Linked DNA regions of Homo sapiens: region 1 is linked to region 2. A link is an interaction called in ENCODE POLR2A ChIA-PET data of the cell type or tissue named here. Cell type or tissue: K562. All regions are shown on one strand. Each heading gives the region's core, and the rest is flanking DNA. Links, peaks and the distances in the headings are about the cores only. Region 1 overlaps LOC105373056 (a long non-coding RNA gene). Region 2 overlaps CAPN2 (calpain 2).

Region 1 (2,808 bases), core at 172-2,671, 370 kb before region 2:
AAGATGGGCTTTATATATTAAAAAAGAAGCTAAAACTAGATATTATTTTTCTATTTGCTAGCAGATTTGTAATATATTTAGAAAGAATGAAGGAAGAGCTCATATCCTAACTAAAAAGAGATTTGAAGTTTCTATGGATTGCAATTAACTGTGTTTTTAAAGATCCATCTTTTTAAATATTTATTTATTTATTTAAGACAGAGTCTTGCCCTGTCACCCAGGCTGGAGTGCAGTGGTGTGATCTTGGCTCACTGGAACGTCCACCTCTCAGATTCAAAAGATTCTTGTGCCTCAGCCTCCCAAGTAGCTGGGACTACAGGCACAAGCCACCATGCCCGGCTGGTTTTTATATTTTTAGTAGAGACGGGGTTTCACCATGTTGGCCAGGCTGGTCTAGAACTCCTGGCCTCAAGTGATCTGCTTGCCTTGGCCTCCCAAAATGCTGGGATTACAAGCGTGAGCCACTGCACCCAGCCTAAAGATCCATCTTTTGACTAGATAAGACATTTTCTATCATGACTAATATATGAAATTTTATGATTAGATAAATTTTTTAAAATTTAAAGTTTGACTCCAGAAAAAGGTAGTCCACTAGACTTTCAATTCAGCAAGTGTTTATTGATTGCTACATGGGTAATGCTAGGAAGATACTAAGATATAAACAATATTTCCCACCCTGGGGATGATATGAATCTGGCTGCAGTACCAGTCACCACATTGATGGCCTGAATTTATTCCATTGACCTGGCAGACTGGACTGGTGTTTCCTTATTTTCTCATGTGCAGTTTTCCTAAAGTTGTATATTCAGGAAGAAAAGCTTAATTTCCTGGACTATTCTGGACATGTGATTCAGCTGCCTCTGTTCTGCCATTAGAAAGGTGTGTAAACAAAACTTATGGGAACACCAGGGAAAGTTTCATGGAGAAGGTTCTTTTTCAGCTTGACTTAGAAGGATGATGATGTTGGGATACTTGCAGTGGTTTTGTTAATTAAAAGTTGAAAAAGGGTGTGAGGACATTTCAAACAAAGGTAACAGTAAAAGCAAATAGCATGAATTAGGTAAACATCCAAAAGATGAGAGAAGTGCATGTGTGCACAGGATTTTGGACTTTAATTCTGTAGACCAGTGGTGATTGTTTTTGCTTTTAATTATTTAAAAAATGTTTGTGTCAATTATCATTTAATTGCCTCTGAGCTCTATATTCACCCTTTTTTGCTTGCTTTGTGAAAATACTAACGGGCCCATTAAATGTTTTTTTCTTTATCAGCTGGCGCAGTGTGAAGCTATGTCAGTAGAGGGCTCTGGGCAGACATTGCAAGAGCAAAGAGTTTTGCTTCCTGGTTACGGTGTGCTTGCTTGGCAGCTCCTGCAGCACACGGGCAGATTCTCCAGCACCATGTCCTGCCTGGCAGGGTAGTCAGTAGCACCCATTGACCAGCAGCTTCCCTTGGCATCACCTTCTCCCTTGAATGGCTTTGTAGTAAAGTGTCTGGTGCGACACCTCTCCATGACCTGCTTTCCCTGACATCCTAGAGGACAGATTTCTGGTAAATTCCAAAGGGCAGATTTCCAGCCAGTTCTGCCAGCACAGAATCACAAGAATTTCTCTGCTGCCTAGTGAGCCATACCTGTGCCCTCCAAGATCTGGGTCCTGGGCCTGGGGAGCCTTTTCCCTGGATACTCTATCCCAGCTCAAAGAACATGGCTGCTACTTTATTTGTTATTCTTTTATTCTTTAGAGTTTTCTTTACTTCTTACTAGCCAATCCCTCATTGTTCCAATTCCCTGCTACAGTTATTAAGTCTTTTTTTTTTTTTTAAAGAGTCTCACTCACTCTGTTGCCCAGGCTGGAGTGTAGTGGGGCGATCTCAGTTACTTCAACCTCTGCCTCCTGGGTTCAAGCAATTCTCCTGCCTCAGCCTCCCGAGTAGCTAGGACTACAGGCGTCCACCGCCACGCCTGACTAATTTTTGTATTTTTAGTGGAGAGGGGGTTTCACCATGTTGAACTCCTGACCTCAGGTGATCTGCCTGCCTCAGCCTCCCAAAGTGCTGGGATTACAGGTGTGAGCCATCGCGCCCGGCCAGGTTAGAATATTGTTAAATCCAACTCTCTACTTACTCCTTCCTGCATTAGAGAGCTGAGAGTGGCTACCAAAATATATGCAACCTTGCTGACTGTTTTCACTTTAACTTTGTAATTGTGACCCTCCAGTGGGTTCTACTGCTACCCTGAAGTCACTGCATATTTTCCAAGTTCACTTCCTCTACTCTTTTTCTAAATGATTATTTTACATCTTCTCCTCTCTTCTCAAACCTTCGATCCCCCATCCAACTATTGACCTGACTTTTTATTTCAATGTCAAAATAGTAGGTAAAGAGAGAAATTTTAGTGGGAGACAAGGAAACTTTGGTGGGAGAGAAGGAATTGCTGATTTCTTGAGTAGAGGAGAGAGGACAGGATCTTTTATGCAAGTGGAAACACGGGTGTTAGCTGGGAACTGAAAAAGTTCATCTGAAGTAACAGAAGAGGAGGCAGAGCACACAGGTAGGTGCAGACTGATGGGTAAATGTAAGAGTCTGTGGATGTTTCTTCTGATTGCTTCTATTTCTCTTCCACATATACACATGCCATTAGTTCTCCCATCTTAGGAAAACATCTCTTCGCTTCATCTACTCTTCTAGCTACTACCCCATCTCTCTCCTTCTCTTCACAGCCAAACGTCTTTAAAGAGTTGGCCATTCTTGCTGCTGCCTCCGATTTCTCTTCTCGTATTCTCTCTTGATCCCACTTCAATCAGGCTTTT
Region 2 (2,808 bases), core at 74-2,573:
GGCAGAGTTGGGGAGCCAGGGGAGGGGGAGTGCAGGAGAGGCTGGGCTGAGGCACACCTGAGCTACCTGTGGCTCTGTCACACTATAGTGCAGAGGCTGCTGACAGTCCTGCAGGACAGGAGGTGTGTGGGCAGGTTGGTGCTGGCTGTCACAGTTACACCCAGTGCCTGCACTGGGAAGAATTGCGCTTGGTGAAGTAAAACACGCTGGATACCAGAGCAACCCCCAGGAAATAACTGGGTTTTCTTATTGTTTTCTTTAGTCCCTTTATTTGTAGGCACAGCTGCTTAAAGAAACAAGCTGGCCCCTGATGGTGCCAGAGCTTCTTGACCTCTGCCCAGATACCAGAGGGAGATAAGACCCCCAAAACTGGCAGAAACTGGAACAGGCAACCCCTTGTTACCTTCAGAACTTTACCATGTCATTATAATGCTAACGTCCCCACCTGTAGAAGAAAATCACCATTATTTCTGAACATGTGTCAGAGGCGTGTGAACTAGAGCAACTCCATCTTGAATAAGAGCTGAGTAAAATGAGGCTGAGACCTACTGGGCTGCATTCCCAGACAGTTAAGGCATTCTAAGTCACAGGATGAGATAGGAAGTCGGCACAAGATACAGGTCATAAAGACCTTGCTGATAAAACAGTTGCAGTAAAGAAGCCGGCCAAAACCTACCAAAACCAAGATGGTGACAAGAGTGACCTCTGCTCGTCCTCACTGCTACACTCCCACCAGAGCCATGACAGTTTACAGATGCCATGGCAACATCAGGAAGTTACCCTACGTGATCTAAAAAGAGGAGGCATGAATAATCCACCCCTTGTTTAGCATATAATCAAGAAGTTTAGCATATAATCAAGAAATAACCATAAAAATGGGCAATCATCAGCCCTCAGGGCTGCTCTATGAAGTAGATTTTCTTTTATTCCTTTATTTTCATAATAAATTTGCTTTCACTTTACTGTATGGACTCACCCTGAATTCTTTCTTGAGCGGGATCCAAGAACCCTTTCTTAGTTCTAGATCAGGACCCCTTTCTGGTAACACATCTTGCATTGTATGGAGAGGCATGTTTATGACCTGGGCCTGAGCGTCTAGAGGTCTCCACCCCCACACCGTGACCCCACACCTGCTTACACACCTCCCTGCCCCACACCTATCTCCTTACAACTCCCCAGTTTCCATGGCTCGGGGTGAAGGTGTCTTTAGAGCAAGAGCCCCCTCCTTCTCTTTCTCCTGGTCAGGAATAAAACCCTCTTGCCTTTTTTTCCAACTGAGTGTTCTTTCTTTGCAACTGATACCAAGTAGGGAAAGAACTCAGCTTACCGGTGACACACTCACACACACGTTTCACACACTGGCCAAGGGAGCTCATCTTGGAGGAAGAGCAGGCAGAACACAGAGCTGCTACGGGGCAGCCCAGACTCCCAGATGCCTTCCGCTGCCTCCACATCCCTCACTCCATGCTTCTCGCCTGGGGCCCAGCTTGCCGTGCCTCTGCACACCTCTGTCCTCGCGTAAGTCAACTCTGGAGGACATGTCTCTTTCCCCTCCAATCTAGTCTCAGGCTCCTTGTTGGTGCATTCCTGGCTCCGTGCCAGGCCTGTACTCAGTCTAGAGGAGACTGGCGCTGGTTCTGAGGCAGTGAGCTCACAGCCGGCAGGAGACAGACGTGGAAACTGGTTGTGGATGATGGTGGTGAGCATGAGGCTTTGAGTCTGAACAGGGCAGACTGGGACTGTAGGAGGGCTGGGGTGGGCGAGGAAGGCTTAGAGCGGGGAGCTGGGTGAGGAAGAGCAGGGGCACTTTCAGGGAGAGGGAAGGTCAAGTGCAGAGTCCAGAACAGGCAGGCAGCAGGACGGGCATTGTGGGGCTGGGCATTGGGAACTGGAGAGGGCTGGGGCTAGGCGGATTGGGTTGGATGTCCGGGCCAGCTTAGGAATCTGAACTGGCTCCTAAGGGAATTTAAGCCAAACTTCCTTCTCTTCCTTTCCCCTTCTGCACCAGACCCTCCAAGCATAATAAAATATTTGCCTTTTTCAGAATGAATCACTCCCTGCTTCCTCTTTGTGGGAAACCTTCCTTCCAACTCTCCCTCCTTAATCATCCTTTGGGGTATCTCTCTTAACCCCTTACTGTTCCCCTCCCAGATCCTCACACTGACTCCCAGCTGACTCCCAACATGATCTGAACTTGGAATTAATCCATCCATTTAATAATTTGCCTCCACTACTTCCATAGCTCCCTGAGGACAGGTTTTCTGGCAGCAATGCCCAAAGTGGATTAGATACAAGTATACATGCTCCTTAACTTACAACGGGGTTACATCTGAACAAATCCATCAGAAGTTGAAAATATTGCAAGTCGAAAATGCATTTAATACACCTCAGCCTACTGTAAACTAAAAATCAAAGTCTAAGCCCCTTAACTAACTGAATGGGTGCCCCCTTAGTCAAGGGGATTCCAAGGTAAACCTGAAAAACAAGTTCAGGCCACGATGGGAAGGGAGGTCCGTCATGCCTCATTTTATCCTCCTCCTTTAGGAATTCAGGCACAGCTGACCAGCCTTAACTGAAAACAGAGATCTTAAGACTCACAAAACAGACTCTTCCTAGCAATAAGATACCAAATTCCAACCACACTCTAGTAGAGCATCACATGACAGATAGCAGGCCCTGAAAGAAATCAAAGTATTTTAGCCCAAAATATATTTTTCTGACAGATTTTGAAATGTCTCTGAAAGCTGTCTCTTGTGGGAAAATCTACATTCTATAGCAGGGGTGTCCAATCTTTTGGCTTCCCTGGGC

What was found. Peaks named below come from ENCODE experiments on the same cell type or tissue, not always from the same donor. Only the 100,000 strongest peaks of a DNase experiment are listed, where the experiment ranks them.
Region 1: POLR2A ChIA-PET joins it to region 2 with 5 read pairs; 1 of 35 experiments calls an interaction of 5 or more read pairs at or near these places.

The regions. Positions count from the first base shown.
Region 1 is chr1:224,105,412-224,108,219 of GRCh38, reverse strand. All of the region lies in intron 2 of LOC105373056 (a long non-coding RNA gene), which reads left to right. It also overlaps the pseudogene RN7SKP49. Among named protein-coding and RNA genes, the nearest start is that of FBXO28, 7.3 kb to the left of the region's middle. RefSeq lists an enhancer at 1,385-1,454. In K562, for the core only: a CTCF peak has its summit at 1,288 (motif pointing right); a DNase peak (open chromatin) is centred at 1,329.
Region 2 is chr1:223,730,425-223,733,232 of GRCh38, reverse strand. All of the region lies in intron 2 of CAPN2 (calpain 2), which reads right to left. Among named protein-coding and RNA genes, the nearest start is that of CAPN2, 19 kb to the right of the region's middle. RefSeq lists an enhancer at 1,109-1,704. In K562, for the core only: no CTCF peak of the experiment used is centred there; a DNase peak (open chromatin) is centred at 1,534.